2 separate regions of the Mus musculus genome follow, and region 1 is linked to region 2. A link is a loop called in an ENCODE intact Hi-C map of the cell type or tissue named here. Cell type or tissue: left cerebral cortex. All regions are shown on one strand. Links, peaks and the distances in the headings refer to the core of each region. The heading gives the core; the rest is flanking DNA. Region 1 overlaps Barhl2 (BarH like homeobox 2). Region 2 has its middle 71 kb from the start of Gm25672.

What was found. Peaks named below come from ENCODE experiments on the same cell type or tissue, not always from the same donor. Only the 100,000 strongest peaks of a DNase experiment are listed, where the experiment ranks them.
Region 1: a loop joins it to region 2, with 2.5 times the contacts of the local background. A loop is called at or near these places in 3 of 42 quality-filtered maps.

Annotation. Positions count from the first base shown.
Region 1 is chr5:106,442,510-106,452,541 of GRCm38, reverse strand. Barhl2 (BarH like homeobox 2) reads left to right here. Exons shown (of 3, transcript NM_001005477.1): 3 at 1-19. Among named protein-coding and RNA genes, the nearest start is that of Barhl2, 11 kb to the left of the region's middle. In left cerebral cortex, for the core only: no CTCF peak of the experiment used is centred there; a DNase peak (open chromatin) is centred at 5,732.
Region 2 is chr5:105,996,803-106,006,834 of GRCm38, reverse strand. No RefSeq gene overlaps it. Among named protein-coding and RNA genes, the nearest start is that of Gm25672, 71 kb to the left of the region's middle. In left cerebral cortex, for the core only: a CTCF peak has its summit at 4,316; DNase peaks (open chromatin) are centred at 3,132 and 4,319.

The sequences.
Region 1 (10,032 bases), core at 1,452-9,451, 450 kb before region 2:
GTTTATCTTTTTTTAACAAGCAATGAAATCCCAGGGAGCTGATTTTACTTAAAAAAATAATAAAAAAGAAACACGCACCGATTATGAAATGCGTGACCTGGGCACATAAACTATCACTTCAGTAGTAGTGTACAAAATCTGTTCAGACCTAGGTCTGTCTGGCTTGTAATCAGACCGCTCCATTCCAGGTGCCCGCCTCTTCTGAACCACGTAGACTACGTAGGTGTCTTTTTAAAAGGATGGTTTAAAGGATAAACACTTGTTTGTGGACTGTTGTGCTAAGTAGGCACCTGACTTTCCCTGCTGCTCCCGCTTAGTTGTGTAGGTTTTGCGGTGTGTATGTATTCTTCTGTGTGCCCCTCCCCTTCTAGAGCTCTTCCTGGGGCTGAGTGTGTCCCCAAGCCCTGGCCAGCGAAGCCAGCAGGAGCTGGGCGGCAGGCGGACACTAGGCCGGCCTTGCAGCTGTTCAGCCGCCTGCGGCTGGGCGCCCTCACTGCCGGACAGCCTGCGAGCGGGAGGCTGTGGGCCGAGCAATTAGGAATCCCCGGGGGACGCCGAGTGCCCTGCTAACAAACCCTTGTCGCCGCTTTGATCCTTGCCTTCTTAGTTCCCAACTGCGACCTTCTAGCCTCCCCAGCCCCTCACCTAGTCGCTCGCCCTAATGAGTTGTGCTTGGATCCGCGAAGCGGGAGCACAACGTCAAACTCTAGTTGAGACAAGCTTGCCAAGCCTTTTATCAGTGCTTCTGGAAGTGCTGGCGCCCAAAACGAAAGACCCTGCCCAGCTTGTAGAGGAAGCCCGCAAGGCTGTGTGTGTGTGTGTGTGTGTGTGTGTGTGTGTGTGTGTGTGTGTACCAGAGCCATGGCTTGATTTTGGGCTGCAGGTGCCCAGGGCGAGGCTGCTATTTATTAAATCTAGCATTAAGGATTGTTTTAAGAAAAACTGTAGGGCTGAGAGATGGACCGGAGGAACACAGCTACAGAGCTATTCAGGTTCCTGTTTAGTGTCAGGTCCCTTCCTCAGCAGTAGGGGAAAACCTGATCCTATGTGAGCACTCTCCAGCCTCAGTGCTCTGACAGAGTCCAGAGAAAGCAGTTATTACATATCTAGACCCCGTCTCCGACTTCGTTTGCTGCTTGAAACATTTAAAAAAATGTTTTTTTTTTAAATGTAGTGGTGTGGAAATGTAAACTGAAGAGGGGTGGGAAGGAAAACGGGAGGGGAGAGAGAGAGAGAGAGAGAGAGAGAGAGAGAGAGAGAGAGAGAGAGAGAGAGAGAGAGAGAGAGAGAAAGCGAGGAGGAAATGGCCTCAGGCGCCTGCATCAGACCAAGGCTAATTAGGGAGTGGCTTGCAGATTTCACCCCAGCTCCTCAGTTGAATCAAAATGGTCTTGGACTTTTTATGATTCTAACAAGAGTCTGGGATAGCCCATCTACATTTTGTTTATTTATTTATTTACTTACTTACTTACTTGCTGAGTTAGGAATACGGCACCCTGTTCAGTGTGGAAAAGGTTCAAAGCCTGAGTACTCAACAGGCACCCCCATTCGGAAGTCTTAGCATTTATTGGATTTTCTTTTAAGTCAAGTTTCAGTAGTTTACGATGATTTGCCTAGGTCTATAAAAATTATTTTCTAAGGTGTGAGGAATCTTCTGTTCACACTGTACCTGGGTCTGGAAAGCTCAGGGCCAAAGAAAGCACAGGTGTTGTTTGTGGAAAGCCACATAAAAGAATTATCCAGTGTCTGGTAGGAAAATGTAGGAGCAAACTTACTAACCTAGGCAAGACCTTGGCCAGTGGCCCACCAGCCCCCTACTGGGGAGTCAGCCCACGGCTATTTCCCTCTCTGGCTTGAACTTGGACTCCGTGGGTGGTCAGTGCAGGGGTAGTTCTTTCCAGGCTTGTGGTAGCTGTTTTGCATACATCAAAATTTCTGCAGGTTCACCTTTTCTGATAAACATGTTTTCTTGCATCTCCTAAACCATGTGGTTGAAAATGTCCACCCTTCTTTTCTCCATTTGTTTTGGTTTTGGCTACTTGCTGTTTAACACAGATTGTTAGATTGGTGTTGCAAGAGGAGCTGTTTTGGGAAGAAAGTTGGGTACCAAGTTCCTTTCTCTCCAACACTGCTGCAAAGGAGACCTTCACAGGTGCCCTAAAATCCCAAGTCCAGAAACTACTGCTTAAAAATCAAGAACAAAATGAGTTCATTCCTTTACAAGGGGGTTCTTTCATGCTTTTGTGCTGGCCCAGTTATATTTGGGGTGTGGAGAGGGGCAAGCAAATGTGTCTTTCCACAGGAGATTTAGCTGGTTAAGGACTTCCCCAAGTGGCTGTGCCGGGGAGCTAGCTACATTCCTTGTCTTTCCCCTGTCTGAAGGGCAAACTGTGACTGGTCTCTGGACTGGAAGTCTAGACAAACAGAAACTCTGACGACATTCTTTGCTTCCCACCAGAGCACAGGAAAATGGACTTGTTTCAGAGGGATGCTTAAAAACCTCAAAAGGTCCATCCTCAAGGCTTGCTGGCCTGGGGATGAGCCAGGGGAATCTGGAAAACACACTATAAATAATCAGTAATTTACTTGTTAAGGAAGAAGTTAAACTTTCTGGCCAGCAGCCAGTCAGTTGCAGTCCAACCAAGCTATTTTCAATAAATTGCAATGTAACCCTTGCTGCTTGGCGCCAGCCCCAGAAAATATATTTACCACCCTGTATCAATTTATCCCCCCCCCCAAGGAAAACCCACACAGTGCCGATTAGACAGCCAATTTCCTGTGTTGCTGCAAAACCCAGCTTACCCTTAAAGTCTCTCCCTTCCTCCCACCTACACTCTGCCTCTGCCTAGGCAACCTTTCAGGAGAATTTGCTCAACTCCCACCCCTTAAACAAGGTGGCTTGGGTGTAGTTTGGTTTTGTTATATTTTTAACTTTCTAAAAACATTGGGAAAAGCCCTCCCCAGGGCTAGGGAAACTTAAGTGCTTTTTAAACCATGAGGTGGCAAAGAATACACTGGAAGAAAAGTCCAGGCAGAATTTGAAGTCAGCAAGTTTGAAAAACAAGCCCTGACTTTTCACCACCCACAGACAGGTCAGGAGGAGATAAAACCGCCTTTTTCTGGGCAGCTTTGAACCCTTTTTGGGGAAAGCTGGCCCACCCTGTGTCCTGGCAGCTGACCACTGACAGTTGTGGGCACATGGGCAAGTGGAACCATCTCCAGGGCTGACCCTGGATGAACTTTCTGGGGACCCCAGTCCTCTTTACCACTTGAATCTTTTTTTTTTTTTTGAGTTGGGGCCTAGTGCCTAGCACCCCTCCATATCGCCTGTAGAAGACAACTTGCTTCCTCTATCTGAATGAGAGTCAGTGTGGACTCCCAGACTGGGTGATGGTGAGTGGGTGGGCTCCAGGGCTGTCTTTTTCAGGGAGATGTCACTGGCTGGCCTTTTGCTTTGGAAAATCAACCCCACTATCTTAACGGGGGATGGGAAAACTCAGAGGAGACCTTTGCCTTGCTTTCTCCTAGCTGGGATGTGAAGGCCTCTGTCATTGTGAGCTTTTCTGGGCGCGCTGCCATTCTGTTTCTTCCTCTTTACTTCTCCTTGCTTGGCCCTTCTTCTGGCGATCTCCAAGGTTCTCTTTCCTAGCACCACAGACAGCTCCCAGGTCGTGCTGTGGAGCAAAGACAAGGGCAGGCGGTTCCAGGCAAGGCCCAGGCTACTAAGAAGGGTGGGGTGGGGTGGGGGAGTGTGCCCACGGGTGGGGAGGTCCCGTGATTACAAGGAGCCCTCCCCGGCAGCGCTTCCTGATTAACTCGAAGTCCGACAGGGTCACATTCCAAAGAACACAGTCTCAGATCAATACAAGTAATTCAAAAATATGGGGGTAAGTAGCGCTCTGCGACAGATCAACTCTTAACCGCCCCCCACTTAATAAGTTCTTAACGGAAGGCCCCCGAGCCCCGGCCGCTGCGGGGGTCTCCCTTGGAACCTGCCCGGCGGCTCTTCTGCTTCAGTCGCGCGAGGTCTCCGCAGCTGGAAGACAAGCTCTGCGGAGGAGGTCGAGCCACGCGGGGTTCATGATCTGCAGCGCTTCTCCCTCCACGCGTGCTCACGACTTTTTGCGACCGTCTGATCGTATAGGAGGCCCTGAAAGGAAAACCGCGTACCGAGCGCGAGGCAGAACCTGGCCTTGGCCCTCGGTGCTGCCCTTGGGAGGGCAAGGCCCTGTGCCACTCCCGGCCGGCCCGCGGCGCAGAATGCACCAGGCGCTGGTGCCTTCAAGTCCCGGTAGCTAGGCGCTCGGGTCTCTGTGCTTGCCTGGCCTCAGGGCAGTCTGGCGGCCTTGTAAGCTCCTGTGCTGGTGGTGACAGAGGTGGCAGATGAGTTTCAGGATGATTGTCTGGGAAAGGCACCTATAGACAGACCTGGGTCAAAAATCCAGATATATTTCAGGAACAGTTCTCGGGATGACCTCCAGAGCAGTGCTGTGAGTTGTGGAAGAAATAAAAAGCCGGTCTCCATCTCCCATGAAGAAAATAAAATAAGCTTTGCAGCGCTGTGCATCAGGACCCACCTCCTGCTCACTCTTCCTAAGAGATCAGGACTGCATGGTAACCTTTCTTCAGTTCCTGGAGTCAGTTTCTTCAACTTTCTGGCTCCCTTCTTTCTCTTCCTAGCTGGGTTAGAGGGATAGAAAGGTTAATGGAAATTAGGAACTGACACCCAATGATTTTGGGAGTGTGAATTATCCACGATTGTGGGTTTGGGCACCATTGGAGATCAGGATTTCCCCAAAGCCCGTGAAGGCTGGAGGAAGAGACACTCAAAGGCCTCTATTAGGCCGTGTCTACGGGAAAGGGAAAGAGGAGACATGTTTTCTAGAGAGCAGTTGGAATTTATAATACCGCTGGTGGTGCACTCCTAAGCCACAAAACTAGAGTGCCCTCATGGAAGGCAAACTGTTCTAAACACTGTTGGCTGGGTGTTAGGAACCGGCTTGGGAGGCTGTGATTACCACACTACTTCGGAGAAGGCAAGCCGTGTGTGGCAGTGTCCAAATATGAGATTCTCATGGCAGGTCTCTTTCGGACAGGCCAGCTTTACTGCTGAATGCAAAGACTTAATGATTTAGTTGTAAATGGACTTGCTAAGACTCCCAATTTGACTAAAAGTTGTCCTGATATTACTCACAAGATGAAAATATATTTGGTGAAACGACTAAACTTATCTCTCAGAGTCTTGAACTAACAGTTGCCCTCCAGAGGGCTGAGTATTTGTAAGGTGAAAGGTTCCTGTCCCAGTATCAGCCGTTTCTCATTGGGAGTAAGGCGACTGGGGACCATTTAACATACGACTTTCTTATCTGTCCTATTTTCACAAATAGTTTATTAGTAGAGGCTTACAATATAGTGTCATTAAATTAAGATTTTTAAAGGGGACATACGTGTCCTCACTGGCCTCGAGTGAAGACATTGTGTCACATATGTGATTAAAGGAACAAATGTCACATCTTTCCTTGCTATGCAGTGATAGACCAAAAATTCACACATAACCCAAATTGACGAACCCACACACTTTTGTATTTTTTTCTTTGCCTTTGAAATTTCTGGCAGTCCACATTTTAGACGTTCCCATGAATCTAGGTTTACGTTAGAGCTAACTACCAAAAGGCAGTTCTTTCCACCTCCGCCTGCTGTGTCTCCTTGTGCTGGTGGCTGTGCCAGTCCCGCCTACCGTAGTCTCGTCCAATCAGAGCACAGCAACCTCAGCGGTTTGTGCCAGTTGCTGGATTCCTTTCTTTTTGCTTCTGCTTGTTTGAGTGGGGAAGAGGCTACCCAGACTGCAGAGCTAGACTGCAGAATCAAGGCACAAATTTCACTTTCCTGTTTTCCTCTTTCTTACCCTCTCTTATTTTGTTTAAAATCCTTTGCCCCCTCCAGTGCCCAGAGGATGCCATCAGGCAAGTGGGCACGTGCCATCTGCCTTCTCTGGGGTCTCATCATCCCTGTAAAAGACTCAATTATTTTCACATACCCAAAGTACACCCACAAAGACTCTTATTAGGGTAGAGTTGGCCTTCCCACTTCATCTACGACAGCAGTTATAGCTGCTTTCAAGCCTGGGATGGGAAGCAGATACGGTGGCCTGCCAGGATGAAGTTGAGATCCAGAGGGTCTGTTTTGCTCTCCATTTTCCTGTTTGACTTTTGTCCCACTTTTAGCTTTGCTATTGCAGACATGTGGGGTGTTTTAAGGAAAGCAAAGGTGACAGGTTAAAAACCCATACAGAGGGATGTTAATGAGAGGGGAGGAGGAGAACTAAGCTTAAAAGTTTACTGGCTATTACTAATTAATTTTTGGGTCAAGGTTTTGAAACTTGCAAACTATTCAGAACCCAGCACCCCCAACCCAGCACCCCCAACCCAGCACCCCCAACCCAGCACCCCCAACCCAGCACCCCCAACCCAGCACCCCCAACCCAGCACCCCCAACCCAGCACCCCCAACCCAGCACCCCGGGGGGAAGGAGCCCTTTACTTGGCAAGATGTTTTACAGACATCAGGTACCTCATTCCTTAGGGTTCACAGTTTTTACTTGGTTCTGCTTGGAAATTTGGCAGAAGGATACATCCAACAGATGGTTTGTAAGCAGAACTGATCTTGACCCAAACTCAGAACTGGAAAGAATCTCCAGTTATCTGGTTGAATACCAGCTGGAAGCAGCAGGTCTTTCTAAGATGTAGCTTTCTCTTTTTAATCCTTGTGGCCTCCTCCACCCCAGCCTCCAAGGATAGAGGAGACAAACCGAAAGAAGAAACTGTAGGATTACAGGTGACCGAGAGATAACTCCATGCAACAGATTTCTACCTGGCACAGAGGAGGTGGAAGTTCTGTGTAAATGTTTAAAACTGACTTCATATTGTGAAAGTAATGCATGCCTACTGAAGAACAGGTGTAGAGATGGAGAGAGTCACTTCCAGTGTGTGGCTTATTATTTCTAGGTTTGGTTTACTGTGCATCATATACAGCTGTACATATCTAAACTTCCATTTTTTCCATATTCAAGTACTTCTCCATAGTCTTTAAAACTCTATGTTTGTATGGTACCTGACATAATATTCCCCTCCCCCCATGAATTATGTTACCCATTTTTCTTAGCATATGTTATATAGGAGCTCCACCACTAAGCGGTAATTCCAACTTCATCTGTCTTCCTATCTATCATCTATCTATCGTCTATATTGATCATCTACCTATTGTCTGTCTGCCTGCCTATCATTTGTGTGCATGCACACATGTGCCACAGCAAACATGCACACATGCATACATGCACACATGTGCCACAGCACACATGCGCACATGTGGAGATGGGAGATTAATTTGTTGGAACTGGTTGTTCATTTCTTCCCTCCACAGGTCAGGTTAGGTACTGAACCCTCTCCCTGTTTTGCTTTCTTCCTCTCTCCCTTCCTTCCTTTCTTTTTCTTTCTTTCTTCCTTCCTTTCTTTTTTCTTTCTTTTCTTTTTCCTCTTTTTCTTTTTCTTCTCTCCCTCTCCCTCCCCCTCTCTCTCCCTCCCTCCCTCTTTCTTTCTTTCTTTCTTTCTTTCTTTCTTTCTTTCTTTCTTTCTTTCTTTCTTTCTTTCTTTTTCTGAACAAGATTTCTCTGTGTAGCACTGTCTGTCCTGGAATTTACTCTGTAGATCAGGCTGTCCCCAAACTCAAGAGATCTGCCTGTCTTTGCCTCCCAAGCACTGGGATTAAAGGCATGGGCTGCTACCACCGACTGAATTGTTTTCATAATTTGAGATAAATAGTAGTAGTTTAAGTGAGCATAAAAGCAAGATCTGGTTTTTATATGGTTCTAGGGATTGAACCCAGATCTCGTGCATGCTAGGTAGGCACTCCAGCACTGATCTATATCCCTAGCTCTGGAAGCAAGCACTTCAGTTTGGGTTTCATTTCTCAGTTGGTCTGTCAGTTTTTCAATTGGTCTTGACTAAGGCAGGGGAAGAGATGAGAAGACAGTTGGAAGAGGAACAGCTTCAGAGTAGAGGAGATAACTCACTGGGGACAGGTTTCAGGGTGGAATGTGAACTTATCCTGTTTTAATAAGGAGCCTCCAAGTTAGCTGGGGGTAGGCTGTGATGGGCAGCAAAACACCATTTACCGTTTTTTTATCAAACGTATATTTAAATCTTCCTAACTCTGGCCTTAAACTTGTCAACTTCCTCAGCAGAGAGCAGGTCTCTACAGAGAGAAAAAGGTGGTCAGCTACCTTCTGATAGAGGGAGCACCTCACCAGTGTGCCTTAGTGTGTCTGAGCGTGTACATACTTGAGTATGTGCATGTGCATGGTGTGTGTGAGCATCAGTGTGTGCATGGAGTGTGTCTGTGTTCATGCGCATGTGTGTGTGCTTTTGTGTGTATATGTGCATGTGTGTTTGTGTGTGCATGAACATGCATATGCTAGTGTATATGTTCATGTGTGTTTGTGTGTATGTACATGCATGTGTGTTCCTGTGTATGTGCATGTGTGTTCATGTGTGCATGAACATGCAGGTGTGCTAGTGTGTATGTTCATGTGTTCATATGTTCATATGTACATGTACGTGCATGTGTGTTTGTGTGTATGTATGCATGTGTGTTAGTATATATATGTAAGCACGCGCATGTGTGTGTGTGTGTGTGTTTTCTGAGTTTTCAATGGGTAAGTAGAAGCTATGTCTTCTAGGGCTTTTTACCTAACACAATTGATAAGAATTAAATTCAGGTTAAGGAGAAAAAAAATTAAAGAGCCATAACTTACAAAGAAATTTGAGTGCGGGGGTGGGGGATTGAGTAAAAGAATTAAACAGCAGTGGTCTAGCCTTTCATTTGCGTGACACACATTAACCGCACCATAGAAGTTCCAGGCGAACTGTCTTGTTCTCTTGTCTCCAGGAGCCCATGTAGGGAACTTTAATTGCCACATTTTCAAGCCGATGTAATGGTGGGGATGTCTTAGTAATTACCTTAATGAGATAACACCTTTCCTTCCCTCAACCTACTCATTATCACGCCTCTTGTTCAGATTTCAACTACAAAGAACTACACTTGTAAAAAAAAAAAAAAAGTCTGAGATGTATTGTTCCTGGTCTCATCCCTGTAAAATAATCACGTTGCACGTATCTTAAAACAGGAAAGAAACAGTACACACCGGCAAATCAAGAACGTTTGAGGAAAGGCCCGAGATAAGTAAACTAAACATCTGGGTGCCCTTTAATTATTCTTGGTTGGATTCTCTGTCTTGACCTATAGCGATGCCAAGGTGCCAGAATGATGAATTTTAAGATGTTGGGCTGTGAAGACGCGCAGCTGCAACACTGATGGATTTAGGAAGGGATGGTAACAAGGTTAGCTGCATGTGAAGTGTGAATTGAGATTTTTGCAAAGAGACTGTGATTGCAGATGGGCATAGTGTTGTACCCTTGCATGAAATCTTGCTATTATTGTATAGTGGTCAGACAGAGTGCGAAATGACTCATTACTTTTCTTTTATTCTTTAATGAAGTTGGTTAGAGTGGCGGTAACGCTGCTAGTCAATATTAGTAATGCACACACATACAAAAACCTATATGACAGGTGCTGAAATATTAAATATTTATTTAGTTTTGACTCTTTTCCCCTAATTTTCATGAATATCCATATGCAAACAGAAGCGCTCCTTCCTTCATATAGACAAGTTTGTACTGATTCGTGTGTCTGTACTTACCCTTATTATCCTATATAAATATCATACGAGGCCCCAATGAGCGGGGAGGCTTTTCATGGCCAAGAAATTTCTTCAGCTCTTCAGATGTTAAAAAAAAAATTGCTGCAATGCTCGGGTCTGACTTCTTCATGGAATTCCGATTTGAAAATCCTGTTGGATGATTTTGAAAATAATAAGTTCCTCGCTGCAGTGACTGGAAAAAAAATGGGGAAAACCCAGAGTCACAACCTAGCATGGTTGGGAGAATTTGGAAGATGGAGTCCTGATTTTCAGCGTTAG
Region 2 (10,032 bases), core at 1,151-9,150:
ATTTGTTTAAAAATACATGGCTGTTGGGGACTGCAGAGATGGTTCAATTGCCAAAAGTCTTTGCCTATAGACATAAGGGTCTGAGTTCAACCCCGGCACCCATATAAAAAGCTGGGAATGGCAGAGTAAAGCTTTGATCCTTACATTACTTATACATTATTTATACGTCTCTATTTCCAAATGGTTCCTTAAAAGCATCAATTGCCAGCTGCATTTTGGGTGAGCATATGTATGTTCACATTTGTGCAGGTGTGTGTGCAGGAGTGTGTGCAGGAGTGCACACATGTGTGCACATGGAAGAAAGAGGCCAACATCAAGTGTCTTCCTCAGTTGCTCTCTACCTTATTATTTGAGGCAGGGTCTCTTACCAAAACTGGAGCTGACCAATATGGCTAGCCAGCAAGCTCCAGGAATCCATCTGTCTCTGCCTCCCCAATGCCAGGATTACAGGTATACTCTGCCACACCCAGCTTTTTATGGGCTGAGGGTTGAATTCAGGTCCTCATGTTTATAGGCAAACACTGTGGCAATTGAACCATCTCTGCAGCATCTGATAGCCATGTATTTTTTTTTTTTAGTGAACAATTATGAAATTAATGTTTTGGGTAGAAAAGAATCAAATGGATGTGGGTTCTTCCCAAGTATAGGAAACAGATTATATGATTAAAAATTCAGGTTCCTAGAAGTCAATTTCAGAGCCAGTTTAGAAGAAGAGAGTCTGGGATTTAACACTTAGCAATAAATGTGCATGGCTCTTGACGCAGAGGCATGGGAACCGCCCATCTGCCAGCAGGCAGTCATGTCACCTGCTTGTGTTGGACACAAACAAGACTGACAAGAACATTGAGCAATGAGGAAAACACAATACACACACTGAGCATCCATAAAGAGCAGCTCACGCAAGGCCTTGGTGAGTCTTCTGAACAGAAAATTTGATACTCGGTCTGAGATGGTTCTTTTAACATTTTGTGACCAACATCAACTTACGGCATACACCCATTGTTTCTCTCATTGTTTCTCTCATTGTTTCTCTCAGGAAATTTCCAGTTGCCATATTTACCTGATGTAATATGGAATAAGCTTTAAAGAAAACCATTCTATTTTCTGGGCAGTACTCAGAGCCAACCGATTCTGAATCCCAACAGAACCCACCGACTGCAGCCGGGCTCCTCCCCGCACCGAGGCCCCAACTCAGTGAATGTGAAGCTAAATGAAAGTTAAACTTGTCACATTCTTAGCCGAGCTGCACACTTTCAGAGTTTCATAAAATTAAAAAAAAAAAAATCCACATAATTAGTTTAGCTTTACTAGGAAAAAAAAAAAAAAAACGTGAATGACAAGGTCAGGCTCCTGACCTTTCAGTAAATTAGAGAAGATTGCCATAAATTACACAATATAATGAAACACCAATTTGCATATTTGCTGCTATATTAAAAGGGATCAGTTTTAGCTCGCAAAGCAGAACAAACAAAAACATGCATTTTAATAACTCGAATTACTCCCAGGAAGTGACCCTCAGCAGAAAGCCTGATTATCACTACTTAATTAGAAGACTTAGAAATCTGAATCCTCCTTTGAATCCTAGTCTGGGTACAGTGAAAGATGGAGCCATGAGTTTTGTCTAAGATTCAATATTTACTCTTTACTAATATGTTTGCTGGAGAGACTTCCCAAGCATTATAAAGACATGCGAGGAAAAGAAATTTAATATTCAAAGAAAGAGTGCACAAACCCTGTGTTGGCTTGCAGGTGCAAAGCAATTAACAAGCTGGCATTTACAGTACTTTTAATTAATTAATTAAAAATGCAAAGCTGACTTTCATTTCTTTAAATGTTTGAACGTTTTACCCATCAATAATAAAACTGCACACGCTGCCGGCTGAGAGCGCCTGGTGAATGAGGAATCTGGGGTTGAAGGAAGTGGGGGGGGGGGGAGATTTGGAATCTGCCGTCTCTTCCCCTCCCCACCCCACCCCCAAGCATATTACTAAACTTAGTGTCAAGTGAGAGGGAAACGGGCCAGGCCGTTGCCTGGGATGGATCGTAAAAGCACAAGTGACAATATTTGATGTGACATGTTAACCTTGACCAGGAATGAGAACAACAAGACTTATTACAATTACACTCACCATTAAGGACTTGCCGCTCTGTTTCCAGAGGGGAGCAGAGCTGTTTGGAATTGAGGCTCTGTACCTCCGTCTTGTTTATAAAGGTTAAAAACGTAATTAGCAGAGGGAATTCCAATAATTTGCCAAAACGAAGTGGGTAATGGCTCCTCACACAATGCTGCTGTGACTAATTTTACAGCTGGACGCTGCTCGAAGGAAGGCTTCACAATTCCCCACGAACACATTCTTAGTCGGTACATATTTAAAAACAACACCATTAATGGACGTAATTAAAACATAAATAGTACCGTGCTACCTCGGTAGGCATTCACTCAGCTGGAACTAACTGTATTTGCTTAATCTACAATTTTAGATGTATTAGCAAAAATAAATGTTAGTGAATGTAAGCGAGCCTGATTGCATATCTGGGGTAAATTGGTGATAATGAGTCAAGAGACTTTGTGTTCGTTCACATATATTAGAATAAGAATCATTATGAAATTAAAGCTAAGATTAATCCTGCTAATGACACCACAGAGCATCTGGGAATAAGATAACCCAGATGTCAGATCCACTGCGGCACCGCGCTGGTGTTTGATAGAGTAACCCCTTGAAGTGTTCTTCTAAGGCGCATGGCTGCTACCCCCACCCCCAGTCTCAGTACTTGAAATGCAAATGAGTGACAAGATAGTCTAATAATGAGAGCAGATTCCAGCAGTAAAGAAAATGAATAAATTAAAAAAAAAAAAAAACCACTCTGCACCGCTGATAAGAACAAGCAGCAGGCACCTTGATGTCCTCGGTTAGGGTGGTGACATCTGCCGAGCGCGTCTCTGTAATAAAGCCCTCACTCGCTATTCCAAAGCACACGATTCTAACACTGTTAACATTTTAATGTTCTGGGCGTGCGTGGTAACATTAATTACAAGATCATTTGGATGACTTCTGAATCTCTTTCATGTCTTCAGCAGGAGAGAACACAGCACTGAGCTTTGATATCATAAATAAAAATGGGGATGCCTGCCAAGCATGAAAGGTATCCGGAAGTCATCTGCATCTGCCGGGTCATCCGCTGCAGCCGGGCAGAGTATCCTCTGGGCATTTCCAGAGGGGCGGCGGTTCTGTGTTTCACTGGGGAGCTGTGTGGCTCTTCGGGAGTCTCTTTCCTTATGCTAAAGATGAAGCTTCCGTCGCTGCCTTTAGCCCGGTGAGCCGAAAGCCCAGTTGAATGGTTTCCTAAGTACAGTTTGCCTTCCTCGTGAATATTTCAGAGCTTTGGCAAGGTTCTCGGGGCCTTCTTGCTTGCTGGCTAGGAGACAGAGGGCAGTTTCTGCCGTTAATTTACAGACTGATGCAAAGCATTAGCACTAAGAGGGACCTTAGGTAGACAGCAGGGCAGGGGGACAGAAGGAATTTGCTAGGTCTCCTACCTTATATCTGGCCCGGTATCACCACCAAGAAAACATCATTGTGAAAATTGAGACCCAGAGCAGGCAACCTGTTCCCCGAGTTATTAAACATCTGACAAGAGACAAAAGTCAGACTCAAACCTCAGTGTCACTTTTCTCAACCCAGGCTCCCACAATGGGTGTTGTGGCTGGCACCCTGCAATCATAGGCTTTGAGTAGCCAGGGTAGGAGGGTGCCAAGTTTGAAGCCAGCCTGTGTGCCACAATGACATTGAGTCTCAAAACAAAACAAAAACCCACCCGCACCCCTTGACTCTTCTTCATTACGTTTGTGCTGGTCACTCTTCAAAGGTCACCTGAATCTCATCTTTGTGGGCACAGAGCTACGTTTCTGAACCCTCCCTTCAAGTAAGCACAGCCACTTTAGCCATGAAATGTAAGCTGGCACCCTGGAGGAAATGTTATGGCTCACCTCACCCCCTCCGGACAATGGAGGCTGCCACCATTACCCTGCATCTGAGGATGACCTGGAGGAAGACCTTTATTGGCTGTGCTTCTGGTTATGGAGGCTGGTCCTGCCATCCAACCTCACCTATCTTGACAAATACAATTCTATATAATGCCAAAAGCCAGCTATGAACATGTGAACCCCCAACTGGCCTCGGGGACAGGTGAAGAAACGGGAGATGTGACTCAAAAGGTGGCCCAAGATCCCTCAGACTGAGAAAGAAAAGATTTTAATTTTCCTAACCCGGGTGGGTACCACTTACATCATAATACGTGAGAATGGCTCCCCCTAGAGTTTTACAGCACCACCCAGCCTGCAAGATCACAGCCAGTGTCCCTGTCATGTCCAGCCTGGCTCTTATTCCTTTGATAGATTAAACCAGATTTGCAGAAGGGGCCGGGTCATTACTGAAGCTACTAAACACGTGCTCTGCCGCAGTTCACAAAGTGCTTCTTCACTCAAAACCTCAGGAATGAACAGTTCACCAGCGAATTGATTAGGTCACTTGTCCATGGATCACAATCTCTTTGGATGTGACAGATGATTATTGATAGCTCTGTGTGAAGTGATGTTAGCCAGTCATAAACAAAGATATAGTAAGCAAATGTGAAATGGAAAAGAACACACAACCCTTTGACCTTTCCATAATTGCCTCGATGCGGTACTGCTCTGCTGCTGATTTGGGATAGTTAGGAGAAGAGCAAAGGCGCGTAGCACAGAGGAACCAGTCGTTCGAGTCCAGCCCCCTTCTCAGTCCCATCTTGTTCCTGGATCTGTTTAGTAAACTATGATTCTTCCTTAGTCCAGTTGTTTCTGTTCAAGAGGTTATAGTTTGCAGGGATCACAGTTAAACAGTACAACAAAAGTCCCCAGGACCAGTCACAAGTTCCCCAGGATATCAACACCCCCCCTCCCCAAATTTGCAGAGCTAGTGAACTAAAAAGAGTAACTATAGAATAAACATAATTAGCAGAACATTTTTGCATAGGATCAGAGTGGGCCGCAAGCCAAGCACACAACTCAGACACTGCCGCAGTGCCTCTGCCTCTCAGCACCCTCATGGTTCATTTTCATGGTCAACTTGACTAGATTTAGAATCACTATAAACACATCTTCCAGTCTCTCTGTGAGGTTGTTTCTAGAAAGGTTTAACTGAGGAGGGAAGACTTACCTTGAATGTAGAAAACAAAATACCCCAGGCAGGGTTGGCAGGCTGAATAAAACGAGCTTAGCTCTGACATCCAGTCTCTGCTTCCTGACTACAGATGCAATGTGAGCGGCCGCCTCATTCCCCTGCTTTACCTACCATGACAGGCTACACCCTCAAACTCTTAGCCAGCATAATCCCACCCTTCCTTAGACTGTTTTGCTCAGGTATTCTGTCACAGCAAAGAGAAATGTGGCTACCTTGTTACTGGGTTGCCTAGGGATACAACAGAGCGAGCTTGGTGTGTGGGTGCTACTTTCAGAATTGTTACATCTGCTGACACATTGTATCCAGGTAGCTCCTTGACGAAAGGGAGGCTCGCAAAGTTTATGCTCAAGAAATTCATTTGGCAGCAGACTTTATCCTATGTCACCATCATAAAAGCCTTCCAGAAGAATACCATCTCCAGAGAACCATTCGTGTGTCTGCCTGGGGCCTGCTCAGAGGTAGGTAGCATCTTGCTCTGTGTCTCTTTCAAAACACAGAACTTCCATGTAATAATTGCATGGAATAATAACCTGTACTAGATCCTGGGGTTACAGATGTTGGACTTCCCCAGCCCCTGATACACAGAAGGTCCTGGGTAATTCCTTACTAAAAATGTTGCTTGAATATTGATGGTGGGAGATGGAGTTAAGATGCTCAGACACCTTAGAAGATCAATCATGGTCTGTATTTTCCTATCAGGAGCCTAAGGACTGAATAAACCTCTCCTGACAAACAGATAATATTTTATCTCCTGTTGAAGGCTTCGGCCGGCCCCAATACTTCCCAGGCCCTTTTCTCTACTATAATAAGGTATCCTCAGATAAGCCTCGGCCAATTAGCATTATTTTGTGCCTGGCTGAAACAAGATAAATGGAAAACCAATGACCAAGATGCTGAGCGGCCTGAGTTCTCATGACTGAGTGGGCTCTTAGGTGTCTTTTACACAGAATAATTTATGGAAACATGCTTTAAATACAGACTTTCCCTTTCTTTCTCCTCCACTCTTTAGGGGGAAATGAAATAGAAAGATACTTAATCCGTTTCAACCTTGTGTTTTTAACCTCTTCTTTTCAGGATTTGGAACTCAAATGTCTCCAAATAAGGAAGAAGAAAAACTCTTGGTAAAGGGTTGTCTTCTGGGTGCCAGCTGTTCTGCTAGGGATTCCAGAGGCTCAGCCACCTTAGTCTGAGGAGGAAGGAGACAAAAATGGCTTAAAAATCAAGTTTTAAATAGAGATGAATAGAACGAAGGAGGATGTGGGGATTGGGGGGGGGGCGGTCATGGAAGTAACATTCATACATAAGTATGATGAAGGGCAGTCATGGAGGTAACATTCATACATAGGTATGATGAAGGGCGGGCATGGAGGTAACATTCATACATAGGTATGATGAAGGGCAAAAAAGGAAGAGCAGATAGTGGTGGTAACAAAGGTAAAAAGAAAACAAAAGGGATCTTGGAAAGTCTGACAGACCTACTTGGGAACTGTTGTGGAAGAGGCGGTGGAGGGTGGGTGGGCGTAAGCTAGGCCTGGACCTGTGGAGGGTCTTGTTGGAGTTTTGCTCTACTCACAATACAGGAAACACACTGTTTAGGAGAGAGCAACTTGGGTCCACTTGGGCTATAAAAGGACATTGTTCAAGAATATTTAGTAGAGAGGGACCAAGTCTCTCTCTCTCTCTCTGTCTCTTTCTCTGTTTCTCTCTCTCATTCTCTCTCTCTACGTGTGGCACGCGCACATACACACACACACACACACACACACACACACACACACACACACACATAAACAACTGGCTACTTTTCCATGCCACAAACAGAAGAGGCAAGTCAGTCAAGCATGGGAGAGGGCATGTAGTCTACATGTCTTCAGGGAGAGTTGTATATGAGAAGTTATATGTACAGGAGAAGACAGGAAGGTGGGCAGTCCAGAGTTTCATAAAAGTGAAACCTAGATGCATTGTGAAGTAGGAATAAGAGTTTTCAGACAAAAGGAGACGAGAATGAGGAAGAGGAGGAAGAGGAGGAGGGGTAGGAAAAGAAGGAGGAAGAGGAAGAGGGGAAGGAAAAGAAGGAGGAAGAGGAGAAGGAAAAAACAAAGGGCTGGAACGAGGCTCAGTCCCTGGGTTCCCACATCAGAACCAGAAACACATACACACACATACAAACACACACACACACACATACATACATACATACACACACACACACACACACACACACACACACACACATACACACATTGCTACTAATAATGTGTAAGTATATTAAATAAATACAACCTTTTAATTAAAATGATCATTCTGTGACTTGGAATTGGGTTCTCGGTGTTGTAACCTCTCAGTCAACAGGAATTGATTCCATCCTCATCTCCTTTGCAAGGTCTCTGGTTCTGCTCCTGCTCCTCCACAGTTTATTGGTAAGTCCACATTACCTCTATAGATGTCCGTCAAGAGCCCTCGCCTCCTGCCTCTATTCATTTTCTCACCCCAGTTCCAGGACTATCTGAACAAATGTGGGCTCCTTTTACTTCCTATGACCAATCATGAACCACATGTGTTGCCCCCGCAGCTCTGCTTCTTCAGCCCAGTCACTAGACACTATTGCTGAGGTAATGTTGAGTGCTATAGCAGGACGTTTTGATCTGTACATTAACATGTTTCCTAAAATGACATACCACATACAGAACTCAACCCAAGAGTTCTAGAGGAAACGTGGCCCAGGGGACCATATTAAGTGTAGTACTGCAAAACTGCACCTCTACCTGACTTCCTCCTCTCATGCCTGACATTATTTCTAAGACCCCTCTAACTCCTCTTGGCAAGCAACCTGCAGGGCAGCTCTTAACCACGGTGGCTTCTTTACCGTCTCCTCTCTTTGTTTTCCCTGTAAGCGTGCTCCTTTAATAAAAGAGTGTCTCAGAGGGAACTTCAATCCACGGCCTCCCTCCGCTGCTGCTCTTAATGCTGCGTGTTTAACACACCTTGGAGATTACTCTTAAATCCTGGGAAATCTTTAAGCAGCAACACACTGGCAACAGAAAACACTCCCTCCCCTGAGACCTCAGGGACAGAAGAACCAGAGTGCCACAGCCTGGGAAAGAGGCAGACTACCCCATGGATGGGACAGGACACTAACCCAGGGTACCCTAGGGATGACTTGGAGGCCCTGCCTCCACACCAAATACATGGTCCCAGGACTGGCTGTGCCCAAAGGGTAGGGCTTCCACATGGAGTGAGCACAGCCCCAGAGTGGTACAGGAACTCAATGGGCCATCTATCTCCACCTCTGCTGTAGTCAAGGGCTGGCTAAGACCATTGCAAAGTGATGTGGGTCAGTTTTTCCATTCTTCTCTGCATAGACCCAGCAGTTCGGTCACTCGGGCCTGCCTCATTATGGAATCAAACAGTTGGATATATTAGAAAAGATTTTCTTCTTTTTTTAAAAAAGGTATTTATTTATTTATTTCATGTAAGTACACTGTAGCTGTCTTCAGACACACACCAGAAGAAGGCATCAGATCCCATTACAGATGGTTGTGAGCCACCATGTGGTTGCTGGGAATTGAACTCAGGACCTCTGGAAGAGCAGTCAATGCTCTTAACCACTAAACCATCTCTCCAGCCCTAGGAAAGATTTTCATACGCTGTTTTCTTCCTAGAAAATATTTATAAACTTATAAATCTTTACAAATACTAATAAGGGTAGTGGAGCACAACTTTAACCTGAAAACTCAGGCTGAGGCAAGAAGATGCCACAAAAAGGCCAGCCTGGGCTACACAGTGGGTTTCAGGACAACCTAGGCTACAGTGTGAAATCCTATCTTAAAATAAATAACAAATAGCAACAAAATATATAATATATATATGCAAACTTAAAGAGTACTAACCCAGGGAGCAGCCCTCTAAAACATTGTTACAGTTACTACGTACATGGTACCTCAAAGAGTCAAGGTGCTGACACATCGCCTTAATACCCTATGGTCTCATGTTTACAAGTGGTGTTGCCAGGGGTCTACTGGAATACAAACAAATATTAAAAATTTTGAAAATTAAATAGCCTAGCCTTCTTTAAAGTTATTCTTTAAAGTTAGGTGTGGGGTTTCATGCCTATTGTCACAGCACTCTGGAGGCTGAGTAAGGAGAATTGGCATAACCTCTGGGCCAGCCTGGGTTGCAGAGTGAGACCCTTTTGAAAGGAAGGAAGGAAGGAAGGAAGGAAGGAGGGAGGGAGGGAGGGAGGGAGGGAGGGAGGGAGGGAGGGAGGGAGGGAGGGAAGGAGAGAGGAGAGGAAGGAAAAAAATCAAAGTTATATTTTTAATAGAGGGTAATAAATACTGACTAACAATTGTGCCTTAAAATATGGAGAATTTTTCAATTAATTCCTATTTTACATGTATGAGTGTATTGCCTGTGTGTGTTTAAGTGCAGCACATGTGTGTGCTGCCCATGGAGGCCAGAAGAGGGCACTGGATCTCCTAGAGCTGGAGTTACAGACTTGGGACCTACCATGTAAATGCTGGGACTCAAACCAGGGTCTTCAGCAAGAGGAGCCAGTGCTCTTAGCTGCTGAGCTGTCTCCCCAGCCCCAGCACAAGGAGAATTTTATAACATAATGAAATAAAAGACTTTGTTCCCCACACTCTCCCAAACCAGAACCCCATCTCGTAGTTTACAAGTGTTCGGACTCTGCTTTTGCAAGGGAAGTTCACGGATAGGAGCAAGCCAAGAATAAGCTACAAAAACAATTTCCTTCAAAAATCCATTTCACATTTACCTCCTGAAGGGCCAAGGCTTAGGAAAGGGCCGTTTT